2 separate regions of the Homo sapiens genome follow, and region 1 is linked to region 2. Evidence: chromatin contacts called from ENCODE Hi-C data. All regions are on one chromosome and are shown on one strand. The core of a region is the stretch at or near the end of the contact, and the rest is flanking DNA. Distances in the headings are between cores, read along the strand shown. Region 1 overlaps LRRC8B (leucine rich repeat containing 8 VRAC subunit B). Region 2 holds the start of GBP6 (guanylate binding protein family member 6).

Evidence for each region. A loop is a pair of places that touch in the nucleus more often than their neighbours do. Pooled maps may share reads with other maps.
Region 1: a pooled map shows a loop between it and region 2 (3-fold over the local background). The contact joins the enhancer-like site here to the promoter of GBP6 in region 2. A Hi-C loop is called at or near these places in 2 of 37 single-sample maps with no recorded cell type and 5 of 50 pooled maps.

What each region holds. Positions count from the first base shown.
Region 1 is chr1:89,591,105-89,596,984 of GRCh38, reverse strand. LRRC8B (leucine rich repeat containing 8 VRAC subunit B) reads right to left here. Exons shown (of 6, transcript NM_001369817.2): 6 at 1-4,214. The coding sequence ends at 3,942. Among named protein-coding and RNA genes, the nearest start is that of LRRC8C-DT, 39 kb to the left of the region's middle. Within about 2 kb of position 4,069, at least 3 of the 41 ENCODE cell types and tissues checked have a DNase peak (open chromatin) inside an H3K27ac peak, as active enhancers do.
Region 2 is chr1:89,360,169-89,366,390 of GRCh38, reverse strand. It overlaps GBP6 (guanylate binding protein family member 6), which reads right to left and starts at 2,332. Exons shown (of 11, transcript NM_198460.3): 1 at 2,264-2,332.

The DNA of each region.
Region 1 (5,880 bases), core at 2,820-5,319, 230 kb before region 2:
TAACTCCTTCCCTCCCCCACCATTCTGTCTGTTTCCAGATAGAAATAAACAGATTCTGATGCAATGTACAGTTACTGAAAACAAAGCAGATCTACAGTTACATTGTCCTGCTTTGGGTACAGATCAGCTCTAAATACTGCAGGATGGGCAAAGTAAAACTACTCAATGAGACATAATTACAGGCACTGGCTTCCTCCTAAATAAATACATGCTCAAATATCATTGCAAATCTTCTGGCACAAATATATTCTGTTACTGTACAATTGCTGATCAAATTTAGTGCGGTAGGTGAGTGGAGAAGGAAAACAACATACCTTATGTGCATAGGATGATGCTAAGAGAATGTGAAGATGGAAAGATGAAAAGAAAATTTTATTGAAAACACAAGAAAATAATGTTAAGGGCACAGAATAATTGTTTGATTATTTTAATGGTTTTTGAACCCATCAATATTATGCAATATTTTAATTAAACATAAAATTTTAATCACAAAACACTTGAACCGAAAAAAAATTTTTCACTATCAAACAATGTTATGCAAATACATCACTGCAGTGCACCACAGCACACCTATTGGAGCTATGCCACAGCACTGAGATACTGAGGATCTCTATTTACCCTGTTTAACACAATGTGAAGTGACATAAAATACAGTGACATACAGGGGAAAGAAATTAAGACTGGGAGTGAAGAATGAAAAGATAGTATCTGTGTGCCACACAGATGTACCCTGATGTAAGTTAGGAAAAGAACACTACTCCTTTACTGGAATGCTCAAAAACACTTAGGTTCTCAGATTAAGGTTGAGCATGTGATTTCTTCTAAATGTCATAACTTAGGGAACAGAGCACTTCATGATTAATGAATTAAAAAACGTGCTATCATACTTAATTTAATCTACAACCTCCTGCAATTTTGAAAAAAAAACCACTAGATATATCAAAAACTAATGCTATAATTTGCATATATGAAGTATGTGTGTCTGTGTGTGCATGCAAATAAAATTAATCCATGCCATTACTACCGTAAGCTATGAATTTTGTTCTGAATAACCTCCACATTTATTTTTTGGAAAATGCATATGTATTCTTGAAATCAAATGCCAACGAAAGTCTCATAATTATAATTTAACAAACTTAATTTTCTTCATTTAAAATTCTCTTATGTGAATATGAACACTTGTAAAATAAAGATCTGCTCCAACAGTACAGTAAAGGTGGTATTAACACCCTATTTTTTATGTGAAGTAGTAGCCTCATTTTTCCTTGCATCAGGGCTACCTTGTCTCAAAAGCGACCTAAACACTGGTGTATAAGGTTTAAATTAAAAGATGTAAAACCATGGCATCAAGAACAACATAGATTGCACCAATAATTATACCCTAGTGTGTGGAAAGCAGTTTATAATATTCATTATTAATCCTGCTAGTAAATTCTTCTAGAAATTTACGTAGGTGATAAGGAAAATTTAGCCAATGACTTCTGCAGTTGAACCAAACCAGTGACGAGCCATGGAGAAGTTCGTCAGGTGAATGGTAGCAAATCTGAATTTTGTTTTGAAATTCTAGCTAGTTATGTGGCCAAAAACATTTAAGCACTTTTGGCATATTCATGTCCAAAACTTAATCACATGCCACACTGGAATCAGTATACATGATAATTCTATTGTGAAACACTAAAATAAACATCAACTCACACTTTAAAAAATGAAAATAACAACGAAAAACATGGATATAATTAGAATCTGTTTTCTGAAGTCCTAGAAGTTTCATCAGTTATACCTGCTTCCCTGAGAGCTGAATGTTCTGACTAAAGGCAAGTTTTGGTAAGTAGTTTATTTTTACACTGTTCCTTTCCGTTCAGAATAAACAATAATGTGTGAGGCAGTGTGTTTGGTGTCCTATATTCCTGATAGCTAATATTATTCAAATTTCATTTGATTTGAATAATTCTTTTCTTTGAACTTTAGTGCAGGAGTGTGTGGCAGGTGAGGGGAAGCTCTATTTGCTATGCTTTAAAGACTCACTTTCATCTTTCTGGAACAAAGCAAGAGAAAACACATACCACGCACCACAATTCCATATACACAGTACTGTTTACCTATAGTGTTTTCCAGTTTTGTGTAGGTGCAGTTAATAGATTTCTTCATAGTTATATCCAAAATGAAGAGGTGGCATCATAATGCCTAGACCCTTAGGGAAAAACATATTAAAGATGTACATTTCCCAAAAATGAGTCAGTTGATTTTATTCATTAAAAATATGCATAATAAAAGGCCAAGCACAAAGCTCTTTATAAAAAGGAGCAAAATGTATTTTCCAGAAGAGTTAGATAAAGGCATGAGATGAATTTCAGTTAAATGGATCTATTTCTTTGTGGGTTTTGAGAACTCATTTTAGACACTGAATAGAGGCTGTTTTACATTATAATCATAGCTAGAGATTACATAGATGGAGGGAAAAAAAGTCTTTTGCTTTAACTCTTACTAAATTTCTATAAAGTATTTTAAAATCAATTTAAAAACCAAATCTGTACCTCTCCCCTCTATCACAGTTTTTGTAAGTAATTAAGAATTTTACCCGTACGATTGCACAGCAACTATGGAAGAGAGAGGTAGATGATTCGGCCACCCTCTCACAAGGAAACCCCCAAATACTTTAGGGCATTAAACACAAGGCTTTTGTTATCCAAAAGTAATTAGTTGCAGAGTACAAAAACATTTTGGAGCAGAATGTACATAAACATGAGTCATAAACAGCCGAAACCAAGAACACTAACAGTAAGTTCATAAAGAAATGCACAAATTCTATGTATCTTACAAAAATGATCCTCACAGATGTTGAATCCAAGATTATACAATAGAAAATATTTATATGTTTTACATTTAATATAAAAATTCTTAACAAATAAAAAAAGGCCTTGATGATAGACAAGAAGAAATTTTAGGGAATACATTAATTTTCAGGATGCCCCGAGGATAATACATCTTAAATACTCAGCTCCTGTTCTAGGCAAAGGCCAAATGCAGGCATTTTCTCAGGGTTCATCATTGGTGTTAAGAGAAAACCAGGTTAAGGAAGACTCAAGCAAGCTGGGAAAGGAAGTAAAAATTAAGCCAAAAAAGAATTCTGCCAAGCACAACATACCCTATCTAAAAAAATTTAGGAACATAAATCAAAGACAGTCGTGAGTATACATCAAGAAAATTCATATTGATGAGTTTATGGTCTTGGTGATAAATATCAAAACAGGAAGTCAGTTAAAACAAGTGTGCAAATAAGTAATGGGGACTGGGGGAAGAAGAGGAGAGAATACCTATACAATCTTGAAGGTAAACACTGCAAGGAGGAATTTAGTCATTTCATAGCTCCCAGTCCACCCTGGATGTGCATTTCTTGCAACATCTCAATAAGTTAAAGAACAGTTATTCACAAAACTTCAGGTTAGTGTTAACAGTTTTTACCTGGTTAATTTAGGGCTAGACACTCAGTTGCTTTAATAAGACATTTAGTTATGGTTCATCATAATAGTCACCCATTCTTCATCTTTATTAACTTAGAAAATTTTACTTCTCATTTAAAGCCCTGGAGCATTTTTTTTTTTTTTTTGAGATAAGAGTCTTGCTCTGTCACCCAGGCTGGTGTACAGTGGCACAATCTCGGCTCACTGCAACCTCCACCTCCCTGGTTCAAGCAATTCCCCTGCGTCAGCCTCCCAAGTAGCTGGGATTACAGGCGCACGCCACCACGCCTGGCTAATTTTTTTGTAGTTTTAGCAGAGATGGGGTTTCACCAGGTTGGCCAGACTGGTCTCGAACTCCTGACCTCAAGCAATCCGCCCATCTTGGCCTCCCAAAGTGCTGGGATTATAGGCATGAGCCACCACGCCCGGCCGAGCATACTTTTAAAAATGATTTTGAAACACGGGTCTCTTTTCTTTAAGTCAACATTTGTCTAAGCACGTCTGTAAACGTTCTGTTACAGGGAGAGGAAGAGTATTGAGCAAGTTCTCCTCAACAATCAGACAGTTCCGTTTTAGGGACTGACATCCTTCTAGTTCAGGAGGAAGTGTTTCCAGGTAATTACCAATGAGCTCCAGATGAGTAAGGTTTGACAGCTCACCCACATGAGGGGACAAATTCATCAAGCTATTTTTCCCCAAAAGTAAACACTGCAGCTTTTTGCACTGAAACAGCCCATCTGGTAGCATCTCAATCTGGAAAGGGAAGAAAAAAGAAGCTGGTAAAATAGGTTTTTGGTGGCTTATGATAAGACATTTACCTTTTTTCCAAAAAAAAAAAAACAAAACATTTCTGGAGGTTTATAAGTGATGCAGACTACAATGATGATAAATTTGAAGTAGATGAAAAGATAGAGGGAAAATGAAGACAGGAGTACAATGAGGAGTGAGGACTGTGGCTACCCTGGACACCTACATCCTTGCTGTATATGGGTGGGCAACGAATTTGGTTTTAAACACTCTAACAAGCAATTCTTAAATAAAATGTAGTTATACACACATTGTCGTTAAGATAAAAACAAACCAGTAAGAAAAATCATAATTACTCTTGAGTCCTTGATCAGAAATAAATTACCCTCAAGAGTCTTCATAAAAAGTTTACTGTGTAATGTAATGAATAATACCCTTAAAAACATCCTAAGAATCTGACAGCAGACTGAAAACCTTATTCTCTTTTTTAAAAAAGCCTACAGAAGCAGAGCAAAAAAATATGATTATATATACATGCACATTTCATTCCCCTCTACATACACATACACCTGAATATTTACTCTTGTTCCTTCCCTCTGGCATGGTTTCAACTAAATAATTTATAACACAGATACTTTTAAATATAATAAATATTATGCAAATTAGGTCAACTCCTAAAGCTGCTCCCGTTGACTGCTGCCCTATATGGTAGATAGGTTGCATGTCAATTTCTAAGGGCGCCACAGTACATAGAAGAAATAGGGTTTATTGAGGAAAGACCTCCAGAGAAGAAGTTGAGCACATACACAATCCCTTCAACTCATCACTTCACTGAGGGATAAGTCTGGCCTCAGCATAGATAGACTGCACATACCACCGCTCCCTACCCCCCATAATACTCTACATATTGGCTGGGGACAGGGGCCACCTACAAAAACTATGAAATAATGTAGGTTCCTTGGTTCCAAAACTGGCTTTGTTAGAAACAGGGATAAAAAGGGCACTCAGGGACTTGGCCTATATCCTCTGACGGGCTAATGCAGACCGGCTGGGAGACAAGTTTCTAGGGCCATCCAGAACTGTCTCTCCTCAAAAGGATAAATAGCTTTTATATAAACTAAAAAATGACCAAATTCCATTAAAAATGTTAATGATGTTGTAAACTCCATTCTCCTACATCACCCCTCCCTCTAACACACGTTCAGTGCTGTATATCCTTAAAAATAAATCTAATGATTGTCACTGCTAAGAACAACATTCCATATAGATCATCATTGTACACCAAAATATTAGATATAAACAAAGGGAAAAATATCTACCCTTTACTTTCATTTCCTTCCCAAGAGCAGATGCAAACCCTACATATGCAGACTTACATTGGGAGATGAGGCAGAGAGATGAGAAGAAATGCAACCTCTTTCTAAGGCAACCCCTTCTGCACAGAGATACCTGCAGCTCAGAAGTAGGATCAGTGATGTCCAAGTGAAGGAAAAAATCAGTCCTTTGCAGTGTGCATTATTAAGAGTGCTTGTTGGTGCCTATGAAATGACTCAGGCAAACTGGCTAAAAAAGAAATTAGGCTTGGCTCATTTATATTCAGTGAGCACGTGCTGAGTGCCTTCTAATGTGCCAGGCTCCCAGCTAGCTGCTGGGATCAAGTACTGAGTTAGAA
Region 2 (6,222 bases), core at 1,083-3,582:
CTATCTTTCCAAAAGGGAAGCAGGAGAATGTCCAGAATCTAAAGAATTCAAGTACAGGCTGAAATACGTAGCCTAGAAGGGTCAGGTTCTCTGCAATTTACTCCCACAGACAAGAATAAGAAAAAGAATAAGAATAACAATACATATAATATTGCATATTATTTATGGAGATAAATTATAGATATCTAGAGAGAGAGAGAAATTATGTACATACATATTAATAGATAAGTTAGAGAGATTTCTTTTTGAGAGATAAAGTCAATGTCACTTTTGGGTGAATCGAGGTGAAAGGCATATGGGATTTAATTGTAATATTTTTAGAGGTGAAGTTTAATTCCATAAATTTAGTATTGAAAGTACAATTATTCTGTAGGTCTCCTGGCACATTTTTATTGCCATTATATTAAAATGGTTTTCTATGATACCTGTATTTCCTTATAATTAGAAAAATGTAAACATAATATTGTCTTCAAATGCCTCAAATACTCAGTTTAGAATTGATATGTCAGACACTCAAGATGCATCTAATGCCACCAAAAATACCAGCTCTATCATTCACTACTTATGTGGCCTTGACCAAGGAGGTCAAGCTAGCTGAGCCTGTTAATTATAGGGGTCTGTGAGTTAAATCATACATCCAACCTGGAGGGTGTTTTGATAATAAAACGAGACATTATAAGTTTATATCTTTGCATAGCATGCACCACACAATAGGATTTCAGTAAATGTTGAATTAAATGGAGGTTACTACAATAATTACAATAACAATTGGTCCATTAGATTATATATTTCAACAAAATATACAAACTATAAGTTACTAAGAAACAAAAACTACAAATAAATTTTTCACGGAAGCAAAACTGTAAAGTTCAAGCACGCTGTTGCTGTACAACCTGCTCTTGTCTGATTCTTCACTGAGGGGAGTAAGGAAAATGGAGATCAAACACGAGGTCCTGATTTCCACAGTGAAATGCATTGTAATGTGATGTGTAACGTGTTCATCACATTACAGTGACTGCAACTGTACAGTCCCTTCTTTAAAGTGAACAATAAAGGCAGCTCTAGGAAGATGTGGCTGCTCCTGCAAACAACTTTATATAAACCAGGTCTCTGGTTTCTTAGCTGTGTGGGAACCACAGACCTTTTAACTTCTACTAAATGAAATACAGCTGTTCAATCCTATTCAGGACTGGTTTTCACACTCTGATGTACATAAGAATCACCTGATCACTCTGATGATAGTTTCTTTTGCTGTGCAGAAGCTCTTTAATTAGATCCCATTCTCAGCAAACTAACACAGGAACAGAAAACCAAAAACTGCGTGTTCTAACTGGTAAGTGGGAGTTGAACAATGAGAACATGTGGACACGGGCGGCGGGGGGTTGGCGCTGGGGGTGGGGGTGGGAAACTCACACACTGGGGCCTGTCAGTGGGTGGAGGGCAAGGGGAGGGAGAGCATTAGGACAAATACCTAATGCATGCGGGGCTTAAAACCTAGATGACGGATTGATAGGTGCAGCAAACCACCATGGGACATGGTGGTTTTTAAAAAAATCTTTTTTATTTTAAACATAGTGTCTATTCTTCATCTTTTTTTTTTTTAAAGAATCAACTGAGAGGATTGTTCAAACCCAGATTCCCAGGCCTAAGTATCCATCTGTTTAGCAAGAGCTACAAGAGACTCTGATGTTCCTATGGGAAACTAACACCCCCCTCCTCCCCCACCCCCTCCCCACACACACATACACACACACACACACACACGCACACACAGAGTTTGGACTATATAATTATTTTTAAGTAATAAAGACCAGTGATGTGGGGCCTAAGTTTATTTCTACATAGAGATTTATAGAGCTCTTATTCTGAAGCTTTCCTAAGTGTGACCACTAGAAAGATAGACAAGAAACTCTCCCTTCCGGTATAATTGCCTGGAAGCTCCTTGTTCTCTGCATTCTGGGGCTTGCCGCAGGACCTGAGAGAGATAGCCAGGCAGGCGCCCACCAGGGCTCATTCCAGGCCACTCACTGCTGTCCTGAGTTGATGATCAGGGAACAGCACATCCAGGGGGACGCGGCGTGCCCGGCTGTCACTGGTTCAAGTGGAGAAGCTGAGCTTCCCCAGAACTAAAGCCAGCCACAGACTCCTGCAGGCCAGGCAGCAGGCACCCTGCCCTTCCTGCCCATTCCTCAGTTACCACTCTGAATCAGAAACCAAGTCTTGAGTTAGGAACTAAGTTGCATTTAAAAGAAAGTGAACATACCTGCTCTATAGCACCGCAGGTCCAAGAACAGTTTTCAGTTGCCTCACTCACCTCTTGTTTTCTTTCCTCCTTTTACTTTTCTGTTCTTTCCTTTATAAAAGGAAAAAAAAGCTGAGTAAGCTAGTTGTTTCCACAAATGGGATGGTGCAGTAAAAATAAACTTGGAAGTAAAATTAATCCATGCTTTTAATAAAGTGTTAGCAGAGCCATGCCTGAATCATCCGATGTGAGTTTGAGGATGGGTGTTGGGTGCAGGGGTGGGAGGAGGTCAGAAAAAGCCACAGATACTGCACAGTCACACCTTAGCAAGCACAATCCTGCCAGCTTTCTTTTGTCTTTCCCATCTTAGAAGGCTTCACAGGCTTTCTTCTTGATACCGTTCCCAGGTGGCTTTAGTTTCCTAGGCACACAAGAAAAACAGGAAATCTACAGTAGTCACATAAGCAAAGCCTTAGAAACCAAGAATATTTTAAGCATTTTTCTCTTAGTGGGAATTCTTGAGTTCTGGGGTCTTTTGTTAGTGAAGAACTTTTGATATTTTAAATGTGTTCACACATGCACACACACACACAGAAGAGAGAGAGAGAAAGAGAGAGAGCTAAAGATATTACTGGTTTAAAAAAAGAATGAACCATGTCTTTTACAGCAACATGGATGGAACTGGAGTTCATTATCTTAGGTGAAACAACTCAGAAACCGAAAGTCAAATACCACATTCTTACTCATAAGTGGAAGCTAAAAAATCTGCATACATGGACATAGAAGGTGGAATGTGCAGTGCATAACAGTGTACAAGCTCCTATGAGAATCTAATGCTGCTGCTGATCTGACAGGAGGCAGGTCTCAGGCCTTAGTGCTCTCTCCCTACTCACCTCCTGTGTGGCCCAGTTTCTAACAGACCATGCTCTGGGGGTTTGGGACCCTTGATGTGGACTATTTATCCAACAACCCACAGTTTCCATTGGTTGAGTCTTATCCCCAGGGACTTTAACTATTTTGAATTCACAAGCTGCCCTTGGGCAAAATAGACACCCTTTCACAGCTTGGAGAAACATCTGAGTGAGAAAAGGAGAAAGACTCTCTACAGAGGACATAGCAGCATGCTGGGACTGTCTACCATGGCTGCACTGCTAAATGGATTTGAGAACAGAAGCAAGTGGCAGAATGAGCAGACATGAGTTTTGGCAATAACTTAGGCTGAGGATTTGGGGAGTGTGGTAGACTAATCTGAATACTCTATTCAGACAAAGACTTGTGTTAAAAATGTAAAATTCTGGGCCAGGTGCGGTGGCTCACTCCTGTAATCCCAGCACTTTGGGAGGCCGAGGCGGGCGGATCACGAGGTCAGGAGATCAAGACCATCCTGGCTAACAGGGGGAAACCCTGTCTCTCTCTACTAGAAATACAAAAAAATTAGCCGGGTGTGGTGGCGGGCACCTGTAGTCCCAGCTCCTCAGGAGACTGAGGCAGGAGAATGGTGTGAACCTGGGAGGCAGAGCTTGCAGTGAGCCGAGATTGTGCCACTGCACTCCAGCCTGGGCGACAGAGCGAGACTCCATCTCAAAAAAAAAGGAAAATTCTGGATTCAAAAATGTTTAATATTTTCAAAAGCAATATTAAAAATTGACTAATTTGTCATGAATGATCTTAAAGACCAAATTCCAAGGGAAGGTGAACGCCCAAAGAGTTAAGTGGAGTATTGAAGCTGTTTTTTTTCTAATAGCATTTGCCAACCAAGGGAATGTGACCTTCAGTTTGGAAGGCATTTATGAAGAGGCCAAAAGTCAAAGACCAGAGCTTGTCTAAAGTAAAGAGTCTAGTAGGAGGCCTCCTTTAGATGTTATAAGACTAAACCAGTGATTCTTAATACTTGCTGCACATAAACATCAATTGAGGTTCTCCTTAAAAACTTGAGCTCTGATCCATCACCAGAGACTCTGATTTAGTAAGTCTAGAGTTGAGGGTGAGTGTGAGTGTTTTTTTAAAGCCTCGCCCCACCTCCAGGTGGTTCCAATTGCAGTCAAGGAGGCAAAGAACTGGAGTAAATGTCGAGAGCAACTGTGAACTAGAACTAGCAGGGCAAGCAGGTTTAGGACTGGCTAGCTGGAATAATTTCAGTGGGCTCTGGGGCAGAGGGATTGTTCTTACTTTTGATATTTGGCCTTTCGGTGAGTAGGGCAGATGGATAGTGGCCCAGAGAATGAGAGCCAACAGAGAAAGTGGCGGGGTGTGGGCTCCAGGTTGGTTGGTTTGCATATGAAAGGCACACTTGCAGGAGAATCCTGTAGTATCTCTAAGAACTGGCAAGCCCAGGGAGGGTCAGTCTCTCCAGGATCAGCAAAGCCCCAAGATGTCTAAAGCTTTAGATAGGGAAACTAGAAAATGTGTTAATTATGGGGTTGCATATATTGGATGGTCCATGAAGTCAAGCCAGGAGCTTAGCACAAAACACCCAGAATAGTCAAAGTGACCTGAGAATGAAGAACAAAGCTGGAGGCATCACACTTACTGATTTCAAAATGTATAACAAATCTACAGTAATTAAGACAGTATGGAACTGGCATAAAAATAGACACATAGATGAATGAAACAGAATAGAGAGCTCAGAAATAAAATACAATATTTTGAAAATATATTGAAAAGGTTCTCAACATTACTAATAATCAGAGAAATGCAAATCAAAACAATAGTGATATATCACCTCCTACCTGTTAGGATGGCTATTACAAAAAAATAGATGAGCATTGATAAGGATATAGAGAAACCGGAATCCTTTTACACTGTTGAGAATGTGAAATGGTGAGGCAACGCTGCAAAACAGTATGGAGGTTTCCCAAAAAATTACCTACTACATGATCCAGCAATACCACTACTAGGAATATATTCAAAAGAATAAAAATCAGAATCTTAAAGAAATATCTGCACTCCCATGTTCACTGTAGCATTATTCACAATGGCCAAGATATGAGAAAACACAAATGTCCATCAACAGATAAATAGATAAAGAAAATTTGGTGTATGTGTGTGTGTGTCTGTGAGAGAGAGAGAATTATTCAACTTTAAAAAACAAGTGTGTTCTGTCATTTGAAACAACATGGATAAACCTGAAGGACATTATGCTAAAAAAATAAAGCCAGTTACAGAGGACAAAAATTGCATGACCTCACTTATATGTGGAATCTAAAATAGACTCATAAAAGCAGAGAATAGAATGCTGATTGCCAAGAGTTCGGGGGGAGGGAAATGGGGAGTATATTCAATGGGTATAAGGTTTCAGTCATAAAGATAAGTAAATTCTAGAGATCCACTGTACAACATAAGAACCATAGGGCATAGCTATAGTTAAAAATACTGTATTATACACTTGAAAATGTGCTAAGAGGCTAGATCCATGTTACATGCTGTTACAAAACATAAGCAAATAGCAACAGCAACAACAAACAGGCATGAGGAAACTTGGAGGGGATGGGTATATCTATTACCTTGATTGTGGTGACAATTTTTTAAGTGTATGCAACTCATTAAATTATATATAATAAATTAATGCATTTAAAATATGTCAGTTATACCTCAGTGAAACTGTTTATAAAATAAATAGATAAATAAATATTCTTGTTTGCAGGTAGGGGAAATTGATAATTGAAATAAAAACCTTAACTTGCAAAACTGTTCTGCGGTTCACAAAACAAATAAACTGCACCAAATCATAGCATGCAAAACAAATTGGCCAAGCTCAAACTTTTTTTAACACCAGCTCATTCAGCTACATAGCTTCTTGAAGAGCAGACAGGTCTACTGATCTAACAACTCATCAGGAACCCATGATTTCTAAAGGTGAAACTCCTGACTGTGGCAGTAACTCACTTAGTTTATAAATTCTGACCAGTTCCTGCCAAGATCATCCTATTTTAACCCCAAACCCCTGTATCCTTTCTACCTCCCCACTTTTGGATGCCCTA